Regions from separate parts of the Homo sapiens genome. Here region 1 is linked to region 2. The links are chromatin loops, found by intact Hi-C in ENCODE. Cell type or tissue: IMR-90. All regions are shown on one strand. Each heading gives the region's core, and the rest is flanking DNA. Links, peaks and the distances in the headings are about the cores only. Region 1 overlaps TRAFD1 (TRAF-type zinc finger domain containing 1). Region 2 holds the start of LOC124903022 (a long non-coding RNA gene).

Region 1 (15,157 bases), core at 3,311-11,310, 91 kb before region 2:
AGAGGAAGACTCTGTCTCAAAAAAAAAAAAATTAGCCAGGCGTGATGGCACATGCCTGTAATCCCAGCTACTCAGGAGGTTGAGGCAGGAGAATCACTTGAGCCCAGGAGGCAGAGGTTGCAGTGAGCCGAGATCGTGCCATTGCACTCCAACCTGGGCAACAAGAGCAAAACTCCATCTCCAAAAAAAAAAAAAAATGTTCAGAATAGTATAGCAAATACCCATATACTCCTCATCTATATTCACAAAGCTTAATATTTCCTCACATTACTTTTATGTATTTTTCCCCTGAACTATTTGAGAATAAGTTTGAACACATAACATTTTATTCCTAAGTACTTCATCATGTGCCTTTGAAGAACAAGGGCACTGCTTTCTCCTATGTAAACAATACGGATGTCACTCTCAGCAACTTTAATGTAAGTTCTCTACTTGTACAATAATGTCCTTTAGAGCCTTTTTTTTTTGAGACAAGGTGTCACTCTGTCACCAGGCTGGAGTGCAGTGGCACAATCTCAGCTGACTGCAACCTCTGCCTCCTGGGTTCAAGCATTCACCTGTAATCCCAGCTACTTGGGAGGCAGAGGCACGAGAATCACTTGAACCCAGAAGGCAGAGGTTGCAGTGAGCCGAGATCATTACATTGCACTCCAGCCTGGGTGACAGGGCGAGACTGTCCCAAAAAAGAAAAGAAAAAAGAAACAAAAAAGAGTAAGGCAAATTCTATTTCATTAAAATCTTTCAATTGTATAAGAATTGTATAACCTAAGACTTACAAAAACTGTAGAGAAAGAGGCTAGTGCAGAATAAGCAAGCCTACCCTTTATGTCACTGAGAGACCTGGGACCGCCATGAGACTGGTCGGCCTCACATACGGCCCTCCAGAAGTCCTGCTCTGCCACACTGGAGGCTTGGCCTTCATTTTGCAGACTTAGGGCCAACATGAAGTCCAAGTTTGCACTCTCTTCACCACCCTCTTTGGGGGGCTGTTGGCCTCTATTCCTTTCCTGCCTCTCTTGTTCTTCAACTGAAAAAAAAAAACCAACCAACATTCAGGATACATTAGAAATGTTACCACCCTCAACTCAAGTCCATGCCTAGCAAATAGTCAAGGTTTACAGGCATCCGGGAAGGAATAAAAATGACCATGTTCAACTAGCTCTCTTCACCCTCTGGGTCTCCTAGCTTTGAACATTAAAGTCTGCCCTGTGAAAAGGCTCCATTATTATTCTAACTGTATTATTAAGCAATATTACTGAGCCATAATTATGAGACAGGCACTGTGCTAAACATTTTATACTTATTTTCTGAATTACAGTAGAATGGTTTAAAGCACGAGGTCAGATTATCTGAATTCAAATCTCAGTTCTACCTTCAAATTTACCTACCTTCAAATAATGAGAGAATTAAATGAGTTAATACGTATAAAGCACTTTGCAAATGCCTAAGGGAAATAAGATACAGGTTGAGCATACCAATCCAAAAATCCAAAATTTGAAACTTTTTGGGCATCAATATGGCTCTCAAAGAAAATGCTCACTGGAACATTTTGGATTTCAGATTCTCAGATTTGAGATGCTCATCCAGTATATATAATGCAAATACTTCAAAAGCCAAACCACTTCTGGCCCCAAGTATTTTGGATAAGGGATACTCAATCTGTATAAGTGTTGGCTATTTACAACACTGTCATCATACTCACCATTATGAACCCTAACTATAATCCAATGGAGGTTATTTCCATTTTATAGGAAAGAGAGGTATTCTTCCCAGTGTTACTCAGCTACAGTCGGGTTTCTATAATCAAGATCTATCTGGCCCCAAAGCCCTGTTCCCATTTGCCTTGGGATTTTGATACCATTCTAGTTCCCTAATCCCAAGCACAACTCACACAGATTATTCTGAATTGAAACCTGGGCTGTAATGTTCCTTTGGTTGGTAGTTCTATTGTGGAAAACATCTGATTCAAAGGCTCTCAGGGGCCTTCGCGGCAGCCTCATGGGTGGGTCCAGAGCCTCAATTTGTCTGAGGAGTTGGGATGCAATCCAGATTCCATCCTGACCCCAAGATTCATCATATGCATTAGGAGGTATGGCAACCTCATTTCTCTTTTCCTCCCCCTCTCTCCCACAAACTTCAGGGTGAGTCTTCAGATCTTTCACAAGGACATTGCGACCACAGTTGCCACATAGTTCCGTCCGGGCACCACAATAATCTTCATGTTCCTTCAGTTTGAGAATGGAAAGTTCTAAATCACAGTGCTGGCAGACAGCAAGCCGCAAAGGGCACTCAGTCTCCTACAAAACAGAGGAATGAGGCAGTTAATATGCATATCTAGGAGAGGTGTGTTTTAGTATAGGGCAAGGAAAGCCAAGAGTATCTACTGCAATCTTCTCTTCCAACCCTTGATTCTCCTACCCTTTTTTAATGTATTTAATTATTTAAGAGTCACAGCTTCCCCTTTTGTTCCTGCCACAATGTTCTATAAAGGAAAATAAAATATTAGAGGGAGCCCACTACTCAGCCACCCTAACTATCATATTGTTTTGTGCACACATTACTTAGTAATCTAAAACCAGCCAGAGAAGCCCAGGAGCAAATAACAAGAATCATAGCAAGTCAGATGTTTGTCAAAGCTCCAATGTCCCTGTCCCCTACCAACTATTCCAATTCAGTCTTTTTTTTTTTTTTTTTTTGAGACAGTGTCTCGCACTGTCGCCCAGGCTGGAGTGCAATGGCGCAATCTTGGCTCATTGCGACCTCTGCCTCCCAGGTTCACACGATTCTCCTGCCTCAGCCTCCTGAGTAGCTGGGATTTCAGGCACACACCACCACACCCACTTAATTTTTTGTATTTTTAGTAGAGACGGGGTTTCACTATGTTGGCCAGGCTGGTCTTGAACTTCTGACCTTGTGATCCGCCCGCCTCAGCCTCCCAAAGTGCTGGGATTACAGGCTTGAGCCACCACGCCCGGCCTCCAATTCAGTCTTAAGTACCTAATAATGAGGAAAAGAAACTGCACTTTAGAAAGACACAGGTTTCTCTAACCTTCATATTTGTATTTAGCACAGGCTTTATTTTTCATTTATTATTATTATTTTTTGAGAAAGTCTTGCTGTCGCCCAGCGACAGAGTGGTGTGCATGGAGTGCATGGTGCAATCTCAGCTCACTACAACCTTCACCTCTCGGGTTCAAGCAATCCTTGTGCCTCAGCTTCCTGAGTTGCTTGGGACCACAGGTGCGTGCCACCACACCCAGCTAATTTTTTTGTATTTTTAGCACCGAAGGGGTTTCACCACGTTAGCCAAGTTGGTCTCAAACTCCCATCCTCAAATGGTATGAGCCACTACTCCTAGCAAATCCGTGTTATTTATCTAATAAAAGAACTTTGGGACCTGGGCAATGGCCCACGCCTGTAATCCCAGCACTTTGGGAGGCCAAGGCAGGCAGATCACCTGAAGTTAGGAGTTCAAGACCAGCCTGACCAACATGGTGAAACCCCACTCTACCAAAAATACAAAAATTAGCAGGGTGTGGTGGCATTCACCTGTACTCCCAGCTACTCGGGAGGCTGAGGCAGGAGAATTGCTTGAACCCGGGAGGTGGAGGTTGCAGTGAGCTGGGATAACACCACTGCACTCCAGCCTAGGTGACAGAGTGGAAAACAAAAAAAAAAAGCTTTTGAAAAAAAACTTTCTGAATTGGCATTATATCTACATGGTATCAAATTTTATTTTTTAATTTTAATTTTTCTTTTCTTTTTTTTGAGACAGGATCTCAGTGTCACCCAGGCTGGAGTGCAGTGGTACGATCATGGCTTACCGCAGCCTTGACCTCCTGGGCTCAAGCAATCCTCCCACCTCAGCCTCCCAAGTAGCTGGGACCACAGGTATATGCCATCATGCCTAGCTAGGTTTTTTGTTTTATTTTTTATTTTGTAGAGACAAGGGTCTCCTTATGTTGCCCAGGTTGATCTCAAAACTCCTAGGCTCAAGCAGTCCTCCTACCTTGGCCTTCCAAAGTGCTGGGATTACAGGCGTGAGCCACTGTGCACAGCTGGTATACAATTTTAAAGCCCAAAAAGGATATATGTAAAAATCATGTCTCTTCTCCCCTGTTCCTCTGCTACCTAAGGCCTTTTTATCAATTTATTGTGTTTCCTGCAAGAGGTAGTTCATGTATATACAAACAGTGCTGAAAATGTTGGAGTAGCATTTAGAATAGAACTTTAGTTTAATTTTTTTTTTTTTTTTTTTGAGACGGAGTTCGCTTCTGTTGCCCAGGCTGGAGTACAATGGCATGATTTCGACTCAGTGCAACCTCTGCCTCCTGGGTTCAAGCAATTCTCCTGCCTCAGCCTCCCAAGTAGCTGGGATTACAGGAGCCTACCACCACACCTGGCTAATTTTTGTATTTTTAGTAGAGATGGGGTTTCACCACTTTGGCCAGTCTGGTCTTGAACTCTTGACCTCATGTGATCTGCCTGCCTCAGCCTCCCGAAGTGCTGGGATTACAGGCGTGAGCCACCACGCCCAGCATTTTTTGTTTTTGTTTTTGTTTTTTTTTGAGACAGTCTCACTCTGTTGCCCAGGCTGGAGTGCAGTGGTGTGATCTTGGCTCACTGCAACCTCTGCCTCACAGGTTCAAGCAATTATCCTGCCTCAGCCTCCCGAGTAGCTGGAATTACAGGCATGCGGCACCATGCCTGGCTAATTTCTGTATTTTTAGTAGAGATGGGGTTTCACCATGTTGACCAGGCTGGTCTTGAACTTCTGACCTCAAGTGACCCGCCCTCCTCTGCCTCCAAAAGTGCTGGGATTACAGGCTGAGTCATTGCGCCTGGCCTACCTTTTTATTTTTATTTTTATTTTTTTGAAACAGGGTCTTACTTTGTCGCCTAGGCTGGAATGCAGTGGCACAAACAGGGCTCACTGCAGCCTCAACCTCCAGGCTCAAACAATATCGTACCTCAGCCCCTCGAGCAATTGGGACTACAGGAACGGACCACCATTCCCAGCTAATTTTTTAGTTTTTTGTAGAGATAGGGGTCTCACGATATTGCCTAGACTGGTCTTGAACTCTTTGGTTTAAGCAATGCTCTCGCCTTGGCCTCCCAAAGTGCTAGGATACAGGCATGAGTCACTGTAGCCCGCTGTGAATTACCTTTAAGGGTAATTTAATTATAAATTAATAAAATCAAGTTGTTACAGTTTGAGGCACACAGAATGAAATGCACAAATCTTTAAGTATATACCTTGGTGAATTTTTACATATGTATATCCACTCTTCTATAACTACCATATAAACAGCTGTTTGGATTTTTATTTATTTATTTTTATTTATTTATTTTTTTAGACGGAGTCTCGCTCTGTCGCCCTGACTGAAGTGCAGTAGCGCAACCTCGGCTTACTGCAAGCTCCGCCTCCCGGGTTCACGCCATTCTCCTGCCTCAGCCTCCCAAGTAGCTGGGACTATAGGCGCCCGCCACCACGCCCAGCTAATTTTATGTATTTTTAGTAGAGACGGGGTTTCACCGTATTAGCCAGGATGGTCTCAATCTTCTGACCTCGTGATCCGCCCGCCTCAGCCTCCCAAAGTGCTGGGATTACAGGCGTGAGCCACTGCGCCCAGCCAAGAAATGAAGATCAAGGCTGAGGGATGCTCCCTACTGAATGGGAAAACTGTCCTTGGTTCCACATGGGCTGTAGACACAGCCCTTCTGCCAGCAACTGTTCCTGCAAGGAACTTGTGCTCAACTGAACAAACTGTCACGTGGTTCCTTGAAGGGGCACAGCACTGATTTCACTTGCATTATAAAAGACTGAGTGGTGCTTTTGACTGTTTATGTCAACACTTGAAAACAAGGTGAGCCAGTTTTTTTTTGTTTGTTTTAGATGGAGTCTCACCCTGTCACCCAGGCTGGAGTGCAATGGCACGATCTCGGCTCACTGCAACCTCCACCTCCCAGGTTCAAGCAATTCTCCTGCCTCAGCCTTCTGAGTAGCTGGGATTTCAGACGTGCGTATCCACGCCCAGCTAATTTTTGTATTTTTAGTAGAGACGGGGTTTCACCATATTGGCCAGGCTGGTCTCGAACTCCTGACCCTGTGATCCACCCACCTCAGCCTCCCAAAGTGCTGGGATTACAGGCATCAGCCATCACGCCCGGCTGGATTTTTAAATTGGTGAATTAACATACTCATTCAACGTTGGCCAGTTTTGGCCAGATGCCATAGCTCACGCCTGTAATCTCGACATTTGGGAAAGCCAAGAAGGGAGGATCACTTGAGGCCAAGAGTTCGAGACTAGCCTGGGCAACATAACAAGACCCCAACTCTATGAAAAACAAAAATAAATAAAATTAGTCAGGCATAGAGGCCTATACCTGTAGTACCACCTATGCAGGTAGATCATTTGAGCCCAAGAATTCGAGGCTGCAGTGAGTTATGATCATGCCATTGCATGCTAGCCTGGGTGACAGAGTGAGACTGTGTCTCTTAAAAAAGGTTTTTAATTAAAAAAAAGAAAAATGACCGGGCATGGTGGCTCACGCCTTTAATCCTAGCACCTTGAGGGGCCAAGGTGGGTGGATCACCTGAGGTCAGGAGTTCAAGATCACCCTGGCCAACATGGCAAAATCCTGTCTCTACTAAAAATACAAAAAAAATTAGCCAGGCATGGTAGAGCACGCCTATAACCCCAGCTACTCAGGAGGCTGAGGAAGGAGAATCGCTTGAACCTGGGAGGTGGAGGTTACAGTGAGCCAAGACTGCACCACCGCACTCCAGCCTGCAAGACGGGAACAAGATTCCATCTCAAAAAAAAAAAAAAAACTTTGGGCTGAGTACAGTGGCTCATGCCTGTAATCCTAGCACTTTGGGAGGCTGAGGCAGGAGGACCACTTGAGCCCAGGAGTTCAAGACCAACCTGTGCAACACAGCAATAGAGACAACACCTGTCTCTATTTTTTGGGTTTTTTTTTTTTGAGATGTAGTCTCACCCTGTCATCCAGGCTGGAGTGCAGTGGCGCGATCTCGGCTCACTGCAACCTCTGCCTTCCGGATTCAAGCGATTCTCGTGCCTCAGCCTCCCAAGTAGCACACACCTCCACGCCCAGCTAATTGTTGTATTTTTAACAGAGACAGGGTTTCACCATGTTGGCCAGGCTGGTCTCAAACTCTGACCTCAAGTGATCTGCCCACCTCTGCCTCTCAAAGTGCTGGGATTACAGGCATGAGCCACCATGCCCAGCCGACCCTGTCTGTATTTAAAAAAAAAAAAAAAAAAACCTTTGGCCAGTTTTATCTCAACTAGCGAGCAAATGATACTCTATTCTCTCTCACCAAATGCTGAGGAATTTCTTAGGTTAAATAGCATGTTATCCAGGTGTTCAAGATTTTAAAATGAAGCCAGATGTGGTGGCTCACGCCTGTAATCCCAGCACTTTGGGAGGCTGAAGACAGGCAGATCACAAGGTCAGGCCAACATGGTGAAATCCCGTCTCTACTAATAATTAGCTGGGAGTGGTGGTGGGCGCCTATAATCCCAGCTACTCAGGAGGCCGAGGCAGGAGAATTGCTTGAACCTGGGAGGCAGAGGTTGCAGTAAGCCGAGATCACACCACTGCACTCCAGCCTGGGCAACAGAACAAGACTCCGTCTCAAAAAACAAACAAACAAAAAAGAATTTTAAATGAAATGACAGCTTGTAAGGCAGGCTGTGTGCTAAAGAGGTTATCCCATACTGGCAACTCTAGGGCTGGCTTCATATTCAGTGAGGCTGCCAATAACCAAACCCCAACAGAAATAATAGACTCAGTTCCAAAGGGAGATACTTCGCGAGTCTCAACATACACAAGTGAGTTCCAACAGCCAGGTAGCCGAATCTGGCAGCAGTTACATAGTCAAGGCCTCAAACAGGCTTTGAGAAACAGTATGCATGTGAGCTCACGGAGAACTAACACTCAACCAGACTGGCTTCCTGCTCTGCATGTGGGTCTGTAATCTCAGCAGGACTGGGCCCACGGTAACTCACTCCATGGACTAACCTCATGCTTCTTTAACAGCCTCTTCTCCAACTTCTTGTTACATTTGCAGGTCACCTAGAGTAAGAAGTGAGAATCAGTAAATTGGCTTTGGGACAATATGCTCATTTGCTATTGCACAATAGCAAACAGAATACATTTACGAACAACAGCAAGTATAACACATGTATAAACATTTGAGTACTTGGTGGCTCACCTGACAGTGTTCTGCAGCCATGTGAGTCTCCATGTCAGATTTGGGAAATGGTTCCTTACAGGTAGGACACATACCAATGTTCCTTTGACAGTGGATCTCATGGATGGTAAAGTTAAACACAGGAATTTCTTTTTTGCTACGGAAATAGACCAAAGAAAAAGGCAAGCATTACTGACTAATCTATGCCTTTTCTTGCACAGTGGCATCACATGGAAATCTGTCCTGTCCAATCTTTAGTCTCCATTATTTATCTTTAGTGAATACCTAGCCTACAAACTCATGACTATTACCATTCCTGCTTTTCAAGAACTAAATCCTGGCCAGGCGCGGTGGCTCATGCCTGTAATCTCAGCACTTTGGGAAGCCGAGGCAGGCGGATCACCTGAGGTCAGGCGTTCGAGACCAACCTGGCCAACATGGTGAAACCCCATCTCTACTAAAAATATAAAAATTAGCCAGGCGTGATGGCGGGCACCTGTAATCCCAGCTACTCGGGAGGCTGAGGCAGGAGAATCGCTTGAACCCAGGAGGCAGAGGTTGCTATAAAAAAAAAAAAAAAAAACTGGCCGGGCGCCGTGGCTCACGCCTGTAATCCCAGCACTTTGAGAGGCTGAGGCGGGCAGATCACCTGAGGTCAGGAGTTCGAGATCAGCCTGGCCAACATGGTGAAACCCCGTCTCTACTAAAAATACAAAATTAGCCAGGTGTGGCGGCACATGCCTGTAATCTCAGCTACTCAGGAGGCTGAGGCAGGAGAATCGCTTGAACCCGGGAGGCGGAAGATGCAGTGAGCCTAGATCGTGCCATTGCACTCCAGCCTGGGCAACAAGAGCAAAACTCTGTCTCAAAAAAAAAAAAAAAAAAAAAAAAAATTAAATCCTTTCCAGGTGCAGTAACGCCAGCACATTGGGAGGCTGAGGCAAGCAGATCACTTGAAGTTAGGAGTTCAAGACCAGCCTAGCCAACATGGTGAAACCCCGCTTCTACCAAAAATATAAAAAATTAACCAGGTGTGGTGGCGGGTACCTGTAATCCCAATTACTCGGGAGGCTGAGGCAGGAGAATCACTTGAACCCGGGAGGCAGAGGTTGCAGAAAGCTGAGATCATGCCACTGCACTCCAGCCTCGGGGATAGCAAGATTCCGTATCAAAAAAAAAAAAAAAAAGAACTAAATCCTGAAGGCTCTTCTGTGCAACATTCTGAGTTACCGGTGCTATGCACTACTACATCTAAAAGCTCAGCCTTACTTTCTCAAAGTCAGAGCTGATCACAACATGAAGTCAGATGCCAAAAAGAGTGGAGCTAGGCTATTCCAAAACCATCCATGTCCCAAAGCAGAGTGATACGCTCCAGGATTATTTTAAAACAGAAAACAAACCAAAACAACAACAAAAACAAGTGAAAAAACACCCTACCACTGATTTTCTCTCACTTTTAAGTAGTTTAATTTCATTGGATTTTATTCCATGAAAAGTCAAACCAAAAAGAGAAGACTCCAGCTTTTGGACAGTCAAAGGGGAAGGGGAAATTGTCTCCTGTATGCCTCACATGCCTTTCGAAGCAGGCTGGATGCTTCCTGACTACAGGAACATGCTCTCTGGCTGGGTTGGTAGAAACTTCACTGTAAAGCTGTACAAAAATGAAATCCTGAACCCTTTCCTCCACCAGTCTGGTCTCTCCACTTCATTTTTGCCTTTCTCACTTAGTTTAGTGGTTCAAAGATCATATCTAAGCTATACAAATTAAGGAGGTAAAGTGATAATGTTACATGAAAGAGTAAGACCATTTAAACATGAAAAGATTATACATGTACTCGAACTAAAGGTACATTCTATTCAAAGGCCTTACTTTTACTTATTTGGATAGGACCATTGTAAAATTCCAATTTCACCAGCTAAAAACTACATTAAAGAAGGTACGTATAACAATAATTCAGAAAAATAAAATACTGAACAGGATCAATACAGATAGTCATAAAACACATTATTTAATACCATATTTTGCCTCTGAAGCTGAATACTAGAAGAACTGTCTCCCATACTAAATTATAAATAGCTTATTTCTCTTTTAATAACCTTTAATATTCAGACATTGTCTAAGAAACATTTTGAAGTAGGATAAATGATGTGCCTCCAGCTATAGTCATTCTTCCAAACTGAAAGACCAAGACACCAAGGAAGTGCAAATTCATTTTCATCCAGTGGTGGAATTATCAAGCTAGGGACCCCAAGGCAGCTCTCAAAGCAGCACTGGAAGGTGACAGAACAATCAACTGTGAGAGATGGGAAGAAAACTCAAATGGATAAAGAGGAAAATTACTGACAGATTTAACTTCCCATATTTCTCTCAAATTTTTAGCTTTCTAAGGAAACTACTCATTTTGAATTAATTTAGTTAAAATAATACATCCCAACTTTTTAAAGATGTTGTGAAATGAATACTTTAATACATTACTGGTGGTAGTATAAACTGCCTAAAAACAGTCTGAAAATTCATTTCTAGGACCATAAAATTATATACTCTGTAACACAATAATCCTACTCTTGGGATTATGTATGAATATTTTCATTACAGTATCATAGAATGGTAAAAAATGAAAGTCATTAAAAATACCTAAGCAAGAAAGGAATAGCTAAGTTACATATAGTATACCAACAAAGTGAAAGAAGAAATGTTATATTGTGATTGTAAATCATGTATGTACAAATGCCATGAAAATTAAAGCCAGTAATTACTGCTTAGGGTGTAGAAAACCTGGGTTCCTTTTTCATAATATTGGCAATAATTTTTATTTTAATGGTAAATATGGAGACACTAAATGTCTAGCATTTACTTTACAAGGCTGTTCAGGATAACTTGTTGACATACTACATACACAAGGCCCCTAAAACTTTAGAATTAAAACAAAAAATATTAAGGACCACACCATCATAATATGAAGCAACAAGAATCAAAAGCAGCTGTCAAGTAAGACCACAAAGCATTTACTATTGCACATATTCACCTCTTAGGAAATGCTGAAATAAAAAAGATATTTGCAACAATTATATAAAACAGTTGCCTGCTGGGTTTTTTTCTTTTAAAATTTAACTGCCAACATATTCCTACCAAACATTCCAACCAGACCAAATACTAATATGCTTACTTCCTACCTTCGGAGAAAATGAAGATGTTTTAAGTGAGATAAATGAGCACACAATTCCGTATCCAGATAAAACTGCTAAAAGTCTCAAGGAAGGGCTAGCAAATTAGAGGTGAAATTTCATTTAGATAGAAATAGCTGAAAGGCAAACCAAAGCTTCCAGAAAAATTCCCAAGAACTTTCCAAACACTAAACACAAACAGCCAGAAATTAATTCTTTACAGGTTTAGTCAGCCTTCTATGCTAATCTGCTTTTTTCTTTAATTTCTTTGGCTTTGAATAGCATTGTTTTTCACTAGCTTTCCATTAACTCACCCTTTAACTCTCTTAGCATAGTTATTTATATTTTGTCCTAGGCTTGAGATTCCTCCTAATTGGAGTGGACTGATAAAATAGGTGTATCTTAACTAATGCTAAAAACCAATGTGTCTCTTTTCTTACAAAATCATGTTTTCTTTTGATTATTTGTTTCTGATTACTCTGTTTCAGTAGCTATACATATAAAACCCAAACAAAACTAAAATAGTTTATGAAATGGTAGAAAGTGATAGTGGCATAGCAGAAATACTCTACAATATGGCAAGACACCTACAATGAGATGAAATCTTAATTCCAAGCAGGTAAAGAATATTGTAACCAGCTGTTGCTCTAATTATATTCTAATTCTGCCAAAGTTAGGCTGAGAAGAAAGAAAAAGACAACGATGATGACAAAAATGTTATTTGGCTCAAATATTCCACCAATGAGTTAAACTATTTTCCTTATTCCACATCTCTTTCTACCACAGTTTGCTAAGGTAAACATAGCACATTGTGAAAGAAGTACCCAGTGAAGGAAAATAAAGTAATAAACATAGCAGACAGTTCTGCTTTGCTTTTTTTGTCAGCTTACAGTAACAGCACTTGTATAGCACCAAGATACCAAGATAAGTTCTTAGGAAAACCCCAACAGGAACCAGCTGATTATTAACTTTACAACCGGTTTCATTTCATCAGGAAAGAGATGCTCTTTCTTGTAATTCATGTGGGTTATAAACACCAAAATAGAAAGCTTAACTCAAGACTGTGCCAGTCTTCACTAACAGTTTTTAAATCAGGAAATGATAGTGATTAAGCTTGACTGTCCTCATTCCACTAACATTTCTTAGATTTAATGTCTTACCAGTTGTCACACAGTCGAGTTTCCTGGTCATCTAGAAATTCAGCCATCTTTAGCTCTTCCTGAAAACCACAAAGGAAGACATGAACTTTCTCTTTCATTTCTGCTTTAAAGATGACATGCAAAAAAACAAATAAAAAACTAGTATACAGAAACTGTCACCCAAACCTGCATGTTAAAGCATTTTATTCAATATCCAGTCCCTTGGGATTTTCTTATTTTAAAATTTTCAATTTAAAATAATTTTATTGGATAAGGGAGTTTTAAAAAATAAAAATAATAAAATAAAATACTTTTACTAGGCTGGGTACAGTGGCTCATGCCTGTAATCTCAGTACTTTGGGAGGCCGAGGCAGGCGGATCACTTGAGCCCAGGAGTTTAAGACCAACCTGGCCACAACATGGGGTAACGTCATGTCTACAAAAAATACAAAAAAAAAAAATTACCCAGGCATGGTGATGTGTGCCTGTAGTCCCAGCTACTCGAGAGGCCGAGGCAGGAGGAATGTGCAAGAGGAATGCTTAAGCCTAGGAGTTTAAGGCTGCAGAGAGCCATGATCATGCCACTGCACTCCAGCCTGGGTGACAGAGTGAGACCCTGTCTCAAAAATAATAATAATAATAACATCCTGGCCAGGCGCAGTGGCTCACACCTGTAATCCCAGGACTTAGGGAGGCCGAGGCAGGCAGATCACAAGGTCAGGAGATCGAGACCATCCTAGCCAACATGGTGAAACCCCCATCTCTACTAAAAATACAAAAATTAGCTGGGTGTGGTGGCGCATGCCTGTAATCCCAGCTACTCGCGAGGCTGAGGCAGGAGAATCGCTTCAACCAGGGAGTCAGAAGTTGCAGTGAGCCAAGATCGTGCCACTGCACTCCACCCTAGCGACAGAGTAAGACTCCGTCTCAAAAATAAATAAATAAATAAAAATAAAATAACATCCCTTACAGACTTCATCCAATTACCCTAAAAGCATCATAACAATAGTAAAATTATCAAATAGAGGAAATTAACACTAATACAATACTAGTAACTAATCTATAGAATTCATTCAAATTTCACCAACAAGTCAGGCACAGGGGCTCATGCCTGTACTCCCAGAACTTTGGGAGGCTGAGCTGAAGAGGATCGCTTGAACCCAGGAGTTTAAGATCAGCCTGGGCAACATGGTGAAACCCTTCTCTACAAACAATTTAAAAATTAGCCAGACGTGGTGGCACACACCTGTGGTCCCAACTACTCAGAAGGCTGAGATGGGAAGATCACTTAAGCCCAGGAGGTCAAAGCTGCAGTGAGCAGTGATTGTACCACTGCACCCTAGCCTGGGTGACAGAGTGAGATCCTGTCTCAAAAAAAAAAAAAAAAAAAAAAAAAATCACCATCCCACCCTTTTTCTGGTTCAGCATTCAATCTAGGATCACACACTGCATTTGGCTATTACTTGTAGTTAATCTCCTTTGATTTGGGAGAGTTCTTCAGTCTTTCCTTCTCTTTCATGACCTTGTTAAGCATACTGGCTTTTTTTTTTTTTTTTTTTTTAAACAGAGTCTCACTCTGCTGTCTAGGCTGGAGTGCAGTGGTGCGATCTCGGCTCACTGCGATCTCGGCTCACTGCAACCTCGACCTCAGCCTCCTGAGTAGCTGGGACCACAGGTGTGCACCACCATGCCCAGCTAATTTTTGTATTTTCAGTAGAGATGGAGTTTCACCATGTTGACCAGGCTGGTCTCAAACTCCTGACCTCATATGATCCACCAGCCAGCCTCAGCCTCCCAAAGTGCTGGGATTACAGGCATGAGTCACCGTGCCCAGCCAGCTAGTTATTTTATATAATATCCTTCAATTTGGGTTTGTCTGATATTTTCTCATGATTAAATTCAGGTTATATATTTTTGGCAAGAACACCATAGAAATCATGTTGTGCTCATCTCAGTGCCTTATATCAGAAGGTACATGATGTCAACAGTCTTATTTTACTATTGATGTAAACCATGATCACATAGTTGATATGGTGTCTGCCAAATTTCTTCACTATAAAGTTTCTCCTGCTTTTTAAACAAGATGTCAATGCAGAAAGCAAAGCACTGGCAACTTTACTACCATTGTTTAGTTTAGATTATTCCTTTCCATGATACAAAAATGGTCTTAAATCCTGCCCCCAGTAGGGTTCTTTAAAGGTTTTGGCATTATCAAGCGAGTTGCCACTTTTCAAAACATGTATTTAGTCATTTGTTCAACATGCTTAATTAAGACAATACTTTGAGGCTGGGTCCAGTGGCTCATGCCTGTAATCCCAGCACTTTGGGAGGCTGAGGTGGGCGGATCACTTGAGGTCAGGAGTTCAAGACCAGCCTGGCCAGCATGGCGAAACACCTCTCTACTAAAAATAAAAAAATTAGCCGGGTGCCTGTAGTCCCAGCTACTAGGGAGGCTGAAGCAGAATTGCTTGAACCCGGGAGGTGGAGGTTGCAGTAAGCCAGGATCACACCACTGCACCCCAGCCTGGGCAACAGAGTGAGCCTCTGTCTCAAAAAATAAAAATAAAAAAAAAAAGGACAATACTGTGGGCCAGGTGCAGTGTCTCACACCTGTAATCCCAGCACTCTGGAA
Region 2 (15,157 bases), core at 2,923-10,922:
CACTAACTCAAAAAAAAAATCAAAAGGATTGGTTTCCTCATCTCATTATTTATGGCCTCATTTCTGTATTTATAAGAGAGATGAAAGAAACATTTGATTTACTGAAGATTCCTTTTCAAAGGTTTGTTTCTCAAATAGCTTTGAGGTAGTGGGAGTAAATCAGGGATTAATTCCAGCCCGGTGGCTGGTTTTCCTCTAGCTTTCAATCATGCAGCATTCTAGAAGAACTGTATTACTCATGAAGATGTGGTCAATAAAGACACATTACTTTATATACATCAGAATTAGGCTTTAATTTTTTCCCACAAATATTGTGTCTGAAGAGTTGTTTTGAAAGAAAATCTAAAAATAAAATTACAAAAGTGTTGCAATATAGGCAAAGGAGACCCCTAGGAGCAATTTGAGGGGATGTGTCATCCTCAGAGTTTTTTTTGTATCTTTGTTTTATGTTTTGCTGATGGTTGTGTGTGGCAAAAGTGACTAATTCATCTGAATGTATGTGATGTTGAACCTGATAAAATTATAGCATTTTATTGATCAGAGACTAGGACACTTGAAATATATTTTGATTACCGCTAAGAAGATAGAGCTTATTAAATCTGCTGACAGGAGATAATCTTGAAGAGTCCTAGAGGCAAAAGAAAAATACAGTACAGGCTGGGCACAGTGGCTCACGCTTGTAATCCAAGCACTGGGAGGCCGAGGTGGGTGGATCACCTGAGGTCAGGAGTTCAAGACCAGCCTGGCCAACGTGGTGAAACCCCATCTCTACTAAAAATACAAAAATTAGCCAGGCATGGTGGTAGGTGCCTGTAATCCCAGCTACTCGGCAGGCTGAGGCAGGAGAATTGCTTGACCCGGGAGGTGGAGGTTGCAGTGAGCTGATTGTACCATTATACTCCAGCCTGGGTGACGAGAGAGACTCTGTCCCCCCACCAAAAAAGAAAAATATGGTACAGCTAGGAACATGTAGCTTGACCTTAATGTTGAGTGCCAGATAGAGACTGTGGTGTGAACTGTTTCCTAAAGAAATCTAAGGCTAAGAAAGATTATGATTGTAGTGTCTTACTGTGTGTGTTCAACCTTGTGCTTAGAGTATCAGAAATATCTCTCTTCAAATCCAGAGCTCTATACTATGCATCTTTTATTCTTGGTAGTTTTTGGGATCCCCGGATGCTTTTTCCTTGGGTGACTGATGCATTTCAATTCCCACCTAGCTCTTTGACAGGACACTTTTACTTAAATGGAAAATCTAGTGTTTTGCTTAGTAATGTTTTGTGCTATGGGATTGAAAGTTGTATTTGGAAGGTCTGCATAGGGATTTTCTTTCTAGAAAGGTTATTTTCTGTTGTCATCTTACTTTGGAATAGATTTTTAAAAATATGAAAATAAGCACTAGATTTTCATATCTTTAAAAGTCACTTACGTGTTTTTACTTCTTAAAAATTTCCCTTTAAAATCTCTATTTTATACAAAAATTATCTGGGTGTGTTGGCGAGCGCCTGTAATTCCAGCTACTTGGGAGGCTGAGTCAGGAGACTTGCTTGAATCTGGGAGGTGGAGGTTGCAGTGAGCTGAGATCATACCACTGCACTCCAGCTGTCACTCTTGGATGACAGAGTGAGACTCTGTCTCAAAAAAAAAAAAAAGTAAATAAAAGAAAATATAATCTCTAGGTATTCACAAAGGTCATTATTCAGGGGTTTTATGTCCATATATTTCACTAATTTTTACAGTGACCAGGGTTCATTTCAGGAATCCATTCGGGATCTAAATAGCCTCATTGGTGCATAAATGAGTAGAAAATAGGTACGGACAACATACTTTGATATTCAAAAGTCTTTAAAGTGCCTGTGGCTTTCAGTTTTGCCTGCAGTTCCAGTAGGGGGTTGTTTCTTCACGTAGTACTACTTCCACAGCCTTGGTCCTAGTGGTTGCATCCCAGGCCCTTGTCTAGCTCTGCAGTGGTACTTTACTGCAGTGTTACAGAAGGACTATCTAAAAAAGATAAGCCAGAGAACTGTGACTACCTTCTTAGTTTGTTAAAGACTATACTCTCTTTGTTGCCCCTTATTTTTCTCTTTGAAAAGCTATTGCCTTTTTTTTTTTTTTTTTTAAATAAAGTGGTGTTCCACGGACCACTTAGAAATTAAAACTGCCTCTACACTTGGTAAGGCTGGGTTCCCTCCTTAAATCATAGCATACTTTGGAACTGTAATTATAACTTTGATTGGAATTACTAAAGTCATATTTTCTTTTTGATTAATTACTGAATCATGTGTTCCTAACCAGCTGTTTTTTTTTCCCCAGCTGTAAGTTCCTATTACAAGGGCTAATAGTAGTAAACCTTGCTGTGTTTTCTAAGCCAAGGGGCCATAGGATAGGCATATGTGTTTAGAGTATCCTGGCCTCCTCTTGATAGGGTGTATCACTGTCCTTTAATCAAGCTAGAAGGTATACTCGAGCTTTTTCAGGTAGTCCTTCTTGAAACCTGCAGGATCACAAGTAATCTTTTTAATTTTCTTGTGTCCGTCCGTCTTTAATTTCTCCAGATACTGCAGGCAAACAGCTCGCCGAGGTGTCCCATGGGGGTTTAAAAGCCGCATCGAATGCAGTTGAATTAGCGCCCGTGGCGCAATCCCGCGGCCTGAAATGAACCCTGCAAGGCTGTATATCAGAGGGTATGTTGTTGACTATTGGCCTATTTTCCTACTGGGCAAATTATTCAGACGTAATGGAGATGGGGGCAGAGCTGATTAACTGAGGCTGTGTAAAAAGACTGTTTTTTCTAGAAAGGATCTTTTTTGGGGGCAGACATCAGCTTTGAGCATAATAGTTTCCTTGGCCCAAAGGGGTAATCTCCTGTCTTCTGATCCTGATGGCATAGACCCACACCCATGAAATGTTCTTCCCTGAGATTTTCTTCTATTGTGCCAGAATTTCTGCTTAGAATTCTTTATCTTGCCTCTGTTCTGTAATGTTTGATCTCTGTATATGTATTAAGCTACAATTAAAGCACATGTGGTGAATGTTCCCTTCACATACTTGTTTAAGGAAATTTCCAGCAGAGGTCTTACGTAATGTAGATGGACAAGAAACTTGGTTCTTGAAGTCTTTGTCCTCAGAATAGATTATGACATGAATTTTGATAGGTCTTTTGTTTGGTGTCTTACTTCTATCCTGACGTAATGCTCATATGCCCTGTGTTTCTAATACAGTATTCAGAAATAAGCAAAACCAAGGAGCAGCCTGTCTTTTTCTGAAGGAGAGTGGTTTTTATTTGGGGGGGCGGGGGGCAGGTGGTTCTATTATTCTGGTGCTTTTGGAACCTTTGTATGAAACACAGTTTATCTTAGATGCAGAAAAACATGGAGTAACATCCCTTCCAGAATGGCACTAACCAAATTTTTGACTGATGTGGCAAAACAAAACCTCAGTTCCTATTGAATTGAAAGACATGACTGCCAAGAGAAGGCTTATGTGATGGTGGCAGAAGCTGGTTATTACAATTAGTAATATTAGTAAAGGAGACATTTGTCTAAAGTATAAGAAGGAAGAAAAACATTTTAAAAAGCTAATATTCTACTTGGTGACCAAGACCTTTAAAGATTAGATTTAAAACTTAATTTTAGTTTGAGTGTTTTGTTTTGGCTGGCAAGGTTTGCTTACATTGCCTGACTTGTGAACTATTTATACCAAGGTGATGTCTTTCCTTCTCAGACCTCAGAATATATTATTCAAGCTTACAAATATGGTGCATTTGAGAAGATCCCAGAGTTTATCGCTTTTAGGAACAGGCTGAATAATTCTCTTCATTTTGCACAAGTCCGTACTGAACGGATGCTGTTAGACCTTCTACTTGAAGCAAATATGTAAGTATTGCATGAGAGCTATAAAGGAACTAAGGGATTAGATCAGTTGTTAAGAGCCATTAATGGGCTCATGGGTGTTATTGGCAGGCTTAAGGTAAAATAGGGGGAAAAAAGGGAGAGAGACAGTGGGGAAACAGAACTTGGCACATGTCATGGGGAATGGTAGAGTACTGCCAGCAACATCTTGAGACCATTACAGAAGCCATTTAGGTCATGGTCATCAATGCCTGGTCCATATTGTGCTTACGAAGGTTCCGCCTCCCCTACAAATCAAGAGATTTCAGGAATTAATGCTGATCCCCTTTGTTTTGTGTGGGCTTCCAGAAGCCTTTTTCTTGCCATGTAGCAAGCCAGTTTGATCTGCGCTTGGTTCTATTTCACCTTATTATGAGCCCTTCCTTCCTCTTTCCCTTCCTGTCTAGTAAAACAGGAAGTCCTGATTAATAATATTTTCTGGCTATTTTACTATTAAAATAATATGTGGATTTTTCTCTATCACAGATCAACCAGTTTAGCAGAAAGTATAAAGTCAATGAACCTTAGGCCAGAAGAAGATGACATTCCATGGGAAGATTTGCGAGACAACAGAGACTTAAATGTTTTTTTCAGCTGGGATCCAAAAGACAGGTAACTGGAATTTAACCCCAAGCAATTTTTAAAGTTTTTGTTTGTTTTTTGTTTTTTTAAAGAGACCAAGATCATAGCTCACTGCAGCTTCGAACTCCTGGGTGAAGCAGTTTATTTTTAAAGAATTAGGTTGGGCTGGGCACGGTGGCTCAGGCCTGTAATTGCAGCACTTTGGGAGGCCGAGGCCGGTGGATCACTTGAGGTCTGGAGTTCGAGACCATCCTGGCCAACATGGTGAAACCCTATCTCTACTAAAAATACAAAAATTACCTGGGCGTGGTGGCGTGTGCCTGTAATCCCAGCTATTCGGGAAGCTGAGGCAGGAGAATTGTTTGAACCCAGGGAGCGGAGGTTGCAGTGAGCTGAGATCGCACCATTACACTCCAGCCTGGGCAACAAGAGCAAAACTCCATCTCCAAAAAAAAAAAAAAAAAAGAATTAGGATGAATCTAAAATTAAAAAAAACAAACTTCACTTTACACAAATATAAAATAACATGTGTTTGTTGTAGGGATCAGAAAATATAGGTAAGCCAAATGAAGAAAGTATAGCTCACCCCTATGCTGGGACTGCTGGTTAATCTAAAAGTTAGATCTACTTCACAGCATATATGAGAATTCCAGATCGATTAAAGACTGTATGCTAAATTCTAGATTCCTTAGAAATTCTAGAAGAAAATATAGAAAATATTTTTAAATAGGTGAGGAAAGCCTTTCCTAGTATTATACCAAATCTGGAAACATAAAGGATTTAACTTCTGTAAATAGAAATAATAAATTTGTTAAGTTCTAAAGGTTTGTAGTAAATTTCTTCATACAAGTATCCTTCATATATAGAGAGAACTCTTAATAAGTCAATAAGAAAATAAGAAATTGGGCAAAGAAACACATCTTACAGCAATAAAGATTTTGTTTCTAGCAAAAAAGATGAATACTTGTGGTCAGCAAGGCTGTGTGGTAAATACTTATTATGCATTTACACAGGGATAAATTTTATACAGTCTTCCTATAGGGAGTTGTAGTGATATGTATCAAGATTTAAAATGCCACATACCATTTAATTTGGCAGATCTGCTTCTAGGAAAGTAGAACCTAAGGAAATAAATGCAGAAACATGCTAAGAAGTGTATATGAGGTAGTTCTGAAAATTCTGTGATTTGTGGGTTGCCAAGGCCACATTCAGTGATTTAGGATTGTTGAGTCCCAGAAGGATTCACAGGGCTGAGCATATAGTTGCACTCAACGGCTAAGGTTTATTACAGTGAAAGGACACATGACAGAATCCGGAAGGGAAAAAGGAACAGGCACAGTCGGGAGAACTCAGACTTCCAGTGCTTTCTCCCTCCTCTGAGGGGAAACACTGAGTATGCTCCTTTCTCCAGCAGGGAAAAATGCAGTAACACAGGTGGAATGTTCCTGCTCAGGGAAACCCAGTAGAGACTTGGTGCTTAAGGTTTCATTGTTATGTGGGTACACTCTGTCTATCCTGAGTGGAAAGAAAGCAGGTATTCACCATAAACAACATGGTTTATATAAACAATCTAGGCACAGCGAGTCACTCTTACCATTTTAGGGAACAGTTGGAGTGCAAAGTTCCCAGACATCAGCCAAGGGCCAACCTTGCAAGTAGGCCTTTCTAACGATAATAGCTGCAGGCCTGCTATGTTAACTCTTTTCTACACATACTGTCATAAAAAGATGAAGTTTGCAAAATAATGTAATTACTGTAACCAATTTGTTTAAACTTAAGTTGCATACATACTATTTTTAGTTACTTTTTTTTTTAGATGGAGCCTCTGTTGCATACTGTAACCAATTTGTTTAAAATTGTTAAGTTGTGTAAGTATTATTTTTAGTTACTTTTTATTTTTGAGACCTAGTCTGTCTCTGTCGCCCAGGCTAGAGTGCAGTCGCATGATCTCGGCTCACTGCAACCCCCACCTCCTGGGTTCAAGGGATTCTCCTGCCTCAGCCTCCCAAGTAGCTGGGATTACAGGTCCCTGCCACCACGCCCGGCTAATTTTTGTATTTTTAGTAGAGATGGGGTTTTGCCATGTTGGCCAGGCTGATCTCAAACTCATGACCTCTGTTGATCCCCCCATCTGGGCCACTCAAAGTGCTGTGATTATAGGTGTGAGCTATCGCAACCAGCCCCTATTTTTTTTTTTTTTTTTTTTTTGTGATGGAGTCTCACTCTGTCGTCCAGGCTGGAGTGCGGTGGCGCAATCTCGGCTCACTGCAACCTCCGCCTCCCGGGTTCAAGCAATTCTCCTGCCTTAGCCTCAGCTGGGACTACAGGCGTGTGCCACCACGGCCGGCTAATTTTTTTTGTATTTTTAATAGAGATGGGATTTTACTGTGTTAGCCAGGATGGTCTCGATCTCCTGACCTCATGATCTGCCTGCCTCGGCCTCCCGAAGTGCTGGGATTACAGGCGTTAGCCACTGCACCGGGCCACACCCGCTATTTTTAGTTAGACTTTTATACATCCACATTACAAAAGTCTAAAAAGATCTATACCAAACTTGATAATACTGTGAGTATTGGTTATCAGGGCACCTTTTCTACGTTTTACATTTTTCTATCATTTGCATTTTTTATGTTGTGTATTATTTTTATTAGAGACAGGATCTTACCCAGGCTGGAGTACAGTGGCGTGACCATATCTCACTGCAGCCTTGAACTCCTGGGCTCAAGCAATCCTCCAATCTCAGCCTCCCTAGTAGCTGGGACTACAGGTGTGTGCCACCACGTCCAGCCAATTTTTTGTATTTTTTTTTTTTTTTTTTTAGAGACTGGGTCTTGCTATGTTTACCAGGCTGTTCTCCAACTCCTGGCCTCAAGCAGTCTCTCACCTCAGCTTCCCAAAGTGCTGGGATTACAGGTGTGAGCCACCACACCTGTCCTCATGTATTATTTTTATAATCAGAGAACAAAGTGTCACTTATAAGGAAAATGACCTGTTTTTTTTGTTTTGTTTTGTTTTGTTTTGTTTTGAGATGGAGTCTTGCTCTGTCGCCCAGGCTGGAGTGCAGTGGTGCAATCTTGGCTCACTGCAAGCTCCGCCTCCCTGGTTCATGCCATTCTCCTGTCTCAGCCTCCTGAGTAGCTGGGACTACAGGCGCCCACCACCACGCCCGGCTAATTTTTTGTATTTTTAGTAGAGACGGGGTTTCACCGTATTAGTCAGGATGATCTCGATCTCCTGACCTCGTGATCTGCCCACCTCGGCCTTCCAAAGTGCTGGGATAACAGGTGTGAGGCACCGTGCCCAGCCAAAAATGACCTGTTAAATAGGTTATCATTCCCATTTTATTGATAGTGAAATGGGGTTTGAGAACATTTTGGCTTGTCTTAGGTCATTCAGCTAGTAAATGAAAGCTGGAACCCTTCAAAGGCATCTTAACTGGTGAAAGTTAACTTTAAATGATTTGAGGCCAGGCGCGGTAGCTGACGCCTGTAATCCCAGCATTTTGGGAGGCCAAGGCAGGCAGATCACGAGGTCAGGAGATCAAGACCATCCTGGCTAACACGGTGAAAACCCGTCTCTACTAAAAATACAAAAAAAAAATTAGCCGGGCGTGGTGGCAGGCGCCTGTAGGCCCAGCTACTTGGGAGGCTGAGGCAGGAGAATGGCATGAACCTGGGAGGCAGAGCTTGCAGTGAGCAGAGATAGTGCCACTGCACTCCAGCCTGGGCGACAGATCAAGACTCTGTCTCAAAAAAAAAAAAAAAAATTGAAAGCAATGGATTGAATATTGAATAAGTTAGATAATTTGGGGATGTTTCTGTTTAAGGGACGTTTCTGAAGAACATAAGAAACTTTCCTTAGAGGAGGAGACCTTGTGGTTAAGAATCCGATCCTTAACATTGAGGCTGATAAGTGGACTTCCAAGTCTCAACCACCCTGTGGAGCCAAAGAACTCGGAGAAGACTGCCGAGAATGGGGTATCCTCCCGGATTGATATTCTTCGTTTGCTCCTTCAACAGCTGGAGGCAACCCTGGAGACAGGAAAGCGATTTATTGAGAAGGATATTCAGGTACCATCAATACATATTTACCATCAAAGTTGCAATAATTATATTTATGACTGTTTTATAAACAGGAGTTTGGGGTGGGTGAGTAGTAAGGAATTGTTTTGTCCCAGTTTATGGCTTCTGCAGGAGAAAGAGGAATATTTTAGACTCAGAGGGAATTGCAGAGGCTTCCTCAATATCCAGACTAGTGAGGGAGAAAGCAAAATAACTTTTTGTGGTGTTAAGTTTTTAATAGCTAGCAACAAATTAATATAAATGTTCTGTTTTTACTGTAATGATTCAGTTATTAGTTTGCTGATTAGTGGCTTTTAGCTGAACCGCTGAGACAGGTTTTTATCTACTAGTTACCTGATTTTCTTATTTTGTATGCATTTAGATGGATTTAAAAGAGCATTATTTTTCTCCCTTTTTTCCAGTATCCTTTCCTTGGTCCTGTACCTACCAGAATGGGTGGATTCTTTAATTCTGGCTGTTCTCAGTGCCAGATAAGCTCTTTTTATCTTGTCAATGATATTTATGAGCTGGATACCAGTGGTTTAGGTAAGTGTACACTGTGTGTTTATAGGGTCTTTGTCATAGAAAATGTAGTACACGTAATAAAATGTCTATAACCTCACATCTGGAAAATTTTAGAGTACATGGAAGCTGGAAGCTGTTCTGCAAATGTGTGGTGTAGTGTATGAGAGGGTACAGTCGTAGGTTACAAAGTAATGTTTTAGAAGCTTAAGTCCATTCCATATTTAAAATCACTTGTTAGGTCCAAAAGTTGAAGAAATTCTTCATTTGTTGAAAGGCTGTTGGATTTTAAAAATGAAGCAGTAGGCTGGGCGCAGTGGCTCACGCCTGTAATCCCAGCACTTTGGGTGGCCAAGGCAGGCGGATCACCTGAGGTCAGGAGTTCGAGACCAGCCTGGCCAACATGGCAAAAGCCCGTGTCTACTAAAAATACAGAAATTAGCGAGGCAAGGTGGCGGGCGCCTGTAGTCTTATCTACTCCAGAGGTTGAGGCAGGAGAATCGCTTGAACCAGGGAAGCAGAGGTTGCAGTGAGCCGAGATGGCACCACTGCACTCCAGCCTGGATGATAGAGCGAGACTTTGTCTCAAAAAAAAAAAAAAATAAAAATAAGAAGCACTAAACTTTGTAGAGAAGAGATTTCTTTTGTAAGCTCCTAGTGAAAATCACAAATACTCCATAGACCTTTTCCTTTTATTTATTTATTTTTTAAATCATAAGGTTAGTAGATCCTACCATTCAGAGTGTTTGAAGCACATAGATTTTAAGCTCTCTTAAGGAATTTTAGGTAGTACCTCTGGCAAAAAGGTAATTAGTGCCTTTCTTTTTATTCTTCCTTTTCCTTTCATTATCATTTTCTTTTTGTCTCAAAATAATGAAAAATGCATAAGGGTCTGTAGAGAGAAGAAAATGTCCTTGCCCATGAACTTCTTGCAGGTATTTATCTTGCTTCTTTATCTTACTAAAAATAGAATTGAAAGTTTTTCATTTTTTGTTTTTCAATTTTAGAGGATACAATGGAGATTCAGGAACGAATAGAAAATAGTTTTAAGTCTTTACTAGACCAGTTAAAAGGTAAGTTTTCCTACTGTAGATTCCTGTATTTGTATCTGGTTGTATGGCAATAGCTTCGAAGTTCTTTCCCCTATTCCCAAGCCCAATCACCCAGAGATAAGTAAGTAGTTTTAACACTTTGGAGTCAATACTCCTAGATGCCACCTAAACACATATGTGTGTGAATGAAAATACAGATAAAAAGTAATCTTTAAACATAGGAAATGGTGTAATCCATGCTTTTTTGACTTTAATTTTTTTGTTATTTTGGATACCTTTCCATGTCAGTTATATATACCCCATTTATTTTCAAGACTGCGTAATATTCTATAGTATTGTATTAACATTTTTTATGTTATCGCAATTGGTGACATATTATGTATATGAGTTATTTCTTCTACTGATGCTGAAATGAATATCTTGGGACAAATTGTTAGGGTATTATTTGAGTCCTTCCTTGGGATTAAATTCCCAAGAATTTAATAGAATTATTAAATTGTTAAATTCCCAATAATTTAATAGAATTGTTAAAGGGCACATATATGCATCTTGTATCTATAAGAGTCTTTCTGGCCGGGCATGGTGACTCACGGCCTGTAATCCCAGCACTTTGGGAGGCTGAGGCAGGCAGATCACGAGGTCAGGAGATTGAGACCATCCTGGCTAACACGGTGAAACCCCGTCTCTACTAAAAATACAAAAAAATTAGCCGGGTGTGGTGGCGGGCTCCTGTAGTCCCAGCTACTCGGGAGGCTGAGGCAGGAGAATGGCATGAACCTGGGAGTTGGAGCTTGCAGTGAGCTGAGATAGCGCCACTACACTTCAGCCTGGGCGACAGAGCGAGACTCCATCTCAAAAAAAAAAAAAAGTGTCTTTTTAGGACCCTAAATGATTTTTTTTTTCCCCCCAAGAAATGAGGTCTTGTTGTGTTGCTCAGGATGGACTCTAACTCCTTGGCTGAAGCAATCCTTCTACCTCAGCCTCCTGAGTAGCTGGGACTACTGGCGTGCACCACCAAGCGTGGCTCGGTCTTATATTTTATTGTCCAGGTGAAGAATGTCTGAAAATGATTAAGATTATGATAATAAAATTTATTATCTGTTATGAAGATGCATTTCTACAATGTACTTTTTTGGTCTTTCAGTCCATAATGGCATAAGTCCTCTGAATCATTCACTTAGAGTCTTAGTCTTATTGTGCTGATGGCCTATCTGAAAAGGCTTCGCTGGTGTTTAGACACTAGAATGTATAATTTTTAAGGCTACCTTTTATATTTTGAAGACTATAGAGCAACAGCATGGCTTTTTAAAGAACTTACAATGGATAGTCTATCCTTTGGAGTTTGGTTCATTATGGAAAATGAAAAACAAATAGCTTTCTAAATTAAATTTTTATTTGCTTATTCTTTATTTGTGTGTTGTGTTCCTTAAAATAGCATTGAAACAAAAGCTGAATAAAACTAAAATGTTTTTTGTTTTCAGATGTCTTCAGTAAATGTAAAGGTGACCTCTTAGAAGTTAAAGATGGTAACTTGAAAACACATCCTACTCTTTTAGAAAATCTAGTTTTCTTTGTTGAGGTAAGTTTTTGTTCTCTTCCTAAAAGACATTGTTGTTCTTAATGGTCTACAGGATTCATTTTTCAACAGTGAACAGGTAATAGGCACCTTATACCTGTAACTTAACCCTCCATCCCTGTTTTTGTTAATTGAAAAGCAATTTAAATCATTTTCTAAACCAATTTCTTCCAAGAATTCTAAGATGATTTCATTCATAATACTTAGGTAAAACTTCTTGAAATTTGCTGTACTCATCTCTAAACTTCCCCAGATTCACCTCAAATCTAGCTGTTTTCATTCTCCTTTCTGACTCACTCTTTATTATGTAGTTTAATTCCTCCAGCTTCTTTTATTTGTTGTCATTTATTAATTGCTAAGATATTATGCATTGTGATAGTGTCCAGCAACTGATACAGCAAAACTCCCTCCTCTTTTTTTGCCAGAGGGAAGAGAAGGAAGATTGCAAACACTCATAATCTATTATCTTTTCTTTTATTTCTGTCACATATTTGTTGACTGTTCTCCCCTTACTACTCTGTGTGGGGAGTGTACACTGTTCTGGTGATTGGCAAACTGTAAGTGCCTAAGAGATTTTTATTAAGTGAATGAGTAATAAGCGGACATATATGTACATGCACACACTGTAGTATAGGAGAAGACATATAAACAGCTAATTTGATACAGTGCAGGATATGTACTGATCAACTGGGTAGATTTTGCCATACATATGTAAGTTAAGATTTGCAGGTAAGGTGGTATCTTACCTGCTTGGAGAGATGTGACGGGAGAGGCATATTGTAAAGAACCTTTGGATTCCATGCCTAGGAATTTGGACTCTTCTCTGAGTGAAAAGGATGTTAAATCAGTCCCCACTTCTTCAGGGAAGTGACAGAAAATTGGAGTGAAGTGGAGGATGGATTTTGAGCTAGGAGAGCCAGAAGAAATGCTGAAGAGTTAGGCCATTGTAGTATTCTGAGCAGGAGATGATGAAGGCCTGGATCAGTAGAGTGATTGCAGAAAGTAGAGTGGAGATTCACATGAGAAATTGAAGGGATTTACATAGAAGAACTGCGTTAGAATTTGTTGAATCCATTGCCTCTAATTTCCTGATAGATATTTTTAGTGTAATCCTTATTGGTGAATTTGCAATTTTTCCTTTCAGACTATTTCTGTTATCCTTTGGGTATCCAGTTACTGTGAGAGTGTCCTACGACCATACAAACTAAATTTACAGAAAAAGAAAAAGAAGAAAAAAGAAACCAGCATCATCATGGTAATAACAGTAACACAAGTGATATACAAGGAACAATCTGACCACATGCTACTTTTTCTTTTCACTGTTTTCCTCCATGTTGAGTCCTTAGGATCCTATATGCCAAGCTTCTCCAACCCATGGCCCACGATGACTTTGAATGCGTCGCAAACCCGTAAACTTTCTTAAAACGTTATGAGATTTTTTGAGTTTTTTTTTAAAGCTCATCAGCTATTGTTAGTGTTTTTTTTGTTTTGTTTTGTTTTTGTTTGAGATGGAATCTCACTCTATAGCCCAGGCTGGAGTTCAGTGGCACTATCTTGGCTCACTGCAACCTCTGCCCCCTGGGTTCGAGTGATTCTCCTGCCTCAGCTTCCCGAGTAGCTGGGATTACAGGCGCCTGCCACCACACCCGGCTAATTTTTGTATTTTAGTACAGACGGGATTTCTCCCTGTTGGCCAGGCTGGTCTCAAACTCCTGACCTTAAGTGATCTGCCCACCTCGGCCTCCCAAAGTGCTGAGATTACAGGCGTGAGCCACTGCACCTGGCCAACATTAGTGTATTTTATGTGTGGCCCAAGACAATTCTTCTTCCAGTGTGGCCCAGGGAAGCCAGAAGATTGGACATCCCTGCATATGCGTTGTTTTTCTCCCCTAACTTAAAAAAAATTAAATTATACACCTACAGAAAAATTGAAAGATTAATATGACACCCATAAAGATCTTTACCTGGATTATCAATTTTTAACCATTTATCTCATTTGTTTTATCTCTCATTTGTTGAACCATGTAAAAGGAAAGTACAGACTTGTGACATGTAACACATCAGGATAGAACAAGGACAGGTCTCTGCAAAACCATAATACTCAAGAAAATTTCAAACTCAAGAAATTTAGCATTGATACAATGATATTATCTAATAAAGTCCATATTCAGGCCGGATGTGGTGGCTCACACCTGTAATCCCAGCACTTTGGGAGGCCGAGACGGGCAGATCACTTGAGGTCAGGAGTTCAAGATCAGCCTGACCAACATGGTGAAACCCCATCTCTACTAAAAATACAAAAATTAGTCGGGCATGGTGGTGAGCATCTGTAATCCCAGCTACCTGGGAGACTGAGGTATGAGAATTGCTTGAACCCGAGAGGCAGAGGTTGCAGTGAGCCAAGATAGCACCACTGCACTCCAGTCTGGATGACAGAGCGAGACTCCGTCTCAGGAAAAAAAAATCAGTATTCAAAGTTTTCCACTTATCTCAATTATGTCTTTTATACCTTTTTCAAAATACTAGAATGCCGTCAGGGATCTGACATGACCTTTAGTTGTCATGTGTGTTTACCCTTCTTTAATCTAGAACGCTTCCTTAACCTTTTACTTTGTTTTTATTGTTGAAGACACTAGCTTGCTTTTTGGTAGAATGTCCCACAATCTGGATTTAGCTGATTGCTAAATGTAAGCTGATTGCTTATATTGAAGTTAAATATAGACATGTTGTCCTTTTTAGTGAGTTAAATCAGGAGTCACTAATGTTGTTGTGTCCCATAATTAAATAATGAAATCTGAAATCACCAATAATGGGACACTAATGTGATTAATGTTGTTGTGTCCCATTATTGGTGATTTCAGATTTCATATATGATTAAGGACATATCTACCAGATTTCTTTATAAAGGTGCCTTTTTCCCTCTGTAATAAGTAAGCTATAGGATAATGCTTGAGTCTATGAATATCCTATTTCCCAATGGCCCTTCACCCACTGGTTTTAGCATTCATTGTTAGTTCAGCGCCTGAATTAGTTATTACATTGACGTGTCCCAAATGATGATTTTTAAAAATTCTGTCTTTTATCATTTATCAGCTGCTATTATTTTGTAAAATAAGAGATGTCCCAACCCATTCATACATATTTGAATATATTCCAATTTGAATATATATATATATATATATATATATATATATATATATATATATATGTATTTTTTAAAATATCGCTATCTGAGTATCACCATGGACTCTTTTTTAAAAAGTTCACTTTATTATAAGCCATTATCATAATTTTCATTTGGATGCTCAAATTATGCCAAATTTGGCTAGCTCCTTTAAGCTGGTTTCTGTCCTTTAACATGTCCTCATCAGTTTTAGGGCGCTTTCTGGAACAGCATAAATGCTCCACATACTTGGTATTTTTTCAGTGAACTGAAATCAGACATTTTTTCAAGAGCACTGGTTCCTTTCTGGGGAA

What was found. Hi-C counts contacts between places; a loop is a spot of excess contacts. Peaks named below come from ENCODE experiments on the same cell type or tissue, not always from the same donor. Only the 100,000 strongest peaks of a DNase experiment are listed, where the experiment ranks them.
Region 1: a loop joins it to region 2, with 2.5 times the contacts of the local background. A loop is called at or near these places in 4 of 110 quality-filtered maps.

Annotation. Positions count from the first base shown.
Region 1 is chr12:112,127,959-112,143,115 of GRCh38, reverse strand. It overlaps TRAFD1 (TRAF-type zinc finger domain containing 1), which reads right to left. Exons shown (of 12, transcript NM_006700.3): 2 at 12,547-12,605; 3 at 8,243-8,378; 4 at 8,050-8,103; 5 at 1,892-2,297; 6 at 821-1,027. The coding sequence starts at 12,593. Among named protein-coding and RNA genes, the nearest start is that of TRAFD1, 10 kb to the right of the region's middle. RefSeq lists an enhancer at 12,353-12,402. In IMR-90, for the core only: no CTCF peak of the experiment used is centred there; no DNase peak of the experiment used is centred there.
Region 2 is chr12:112,037,007-112,052,163 of GRCh38, reverse strand. It overlaps NAA25 (N-alpha-acetyltransferase 25, NatB auxiliary subunit), which reads left to right. Exons shown (of 24, transcript NM_024953.4): 16 at 3,721-3,872; 17 at 4,374-4,499; 18 at 8,296-8,539; 19 at 8,953-9,076; 20 at 10,060-10,125; 21 at 11,586-11,683; 22 at 12,825-12,935. LOC124903022 (a long non-coding RNA gene) reads right to left here and starts at 7,511. Exons shown (of 2, transcript XR_007063465.1): 1 at 5,553-7,511. MIR3657 (microRNA 3657) reads left to right here and starts at 14,449; the gene lies at 14,449-14,565. In IMR-90, for the core only: no CTCF peak of the experiment used is centred there; no DNase peak of the experiment used is centred there.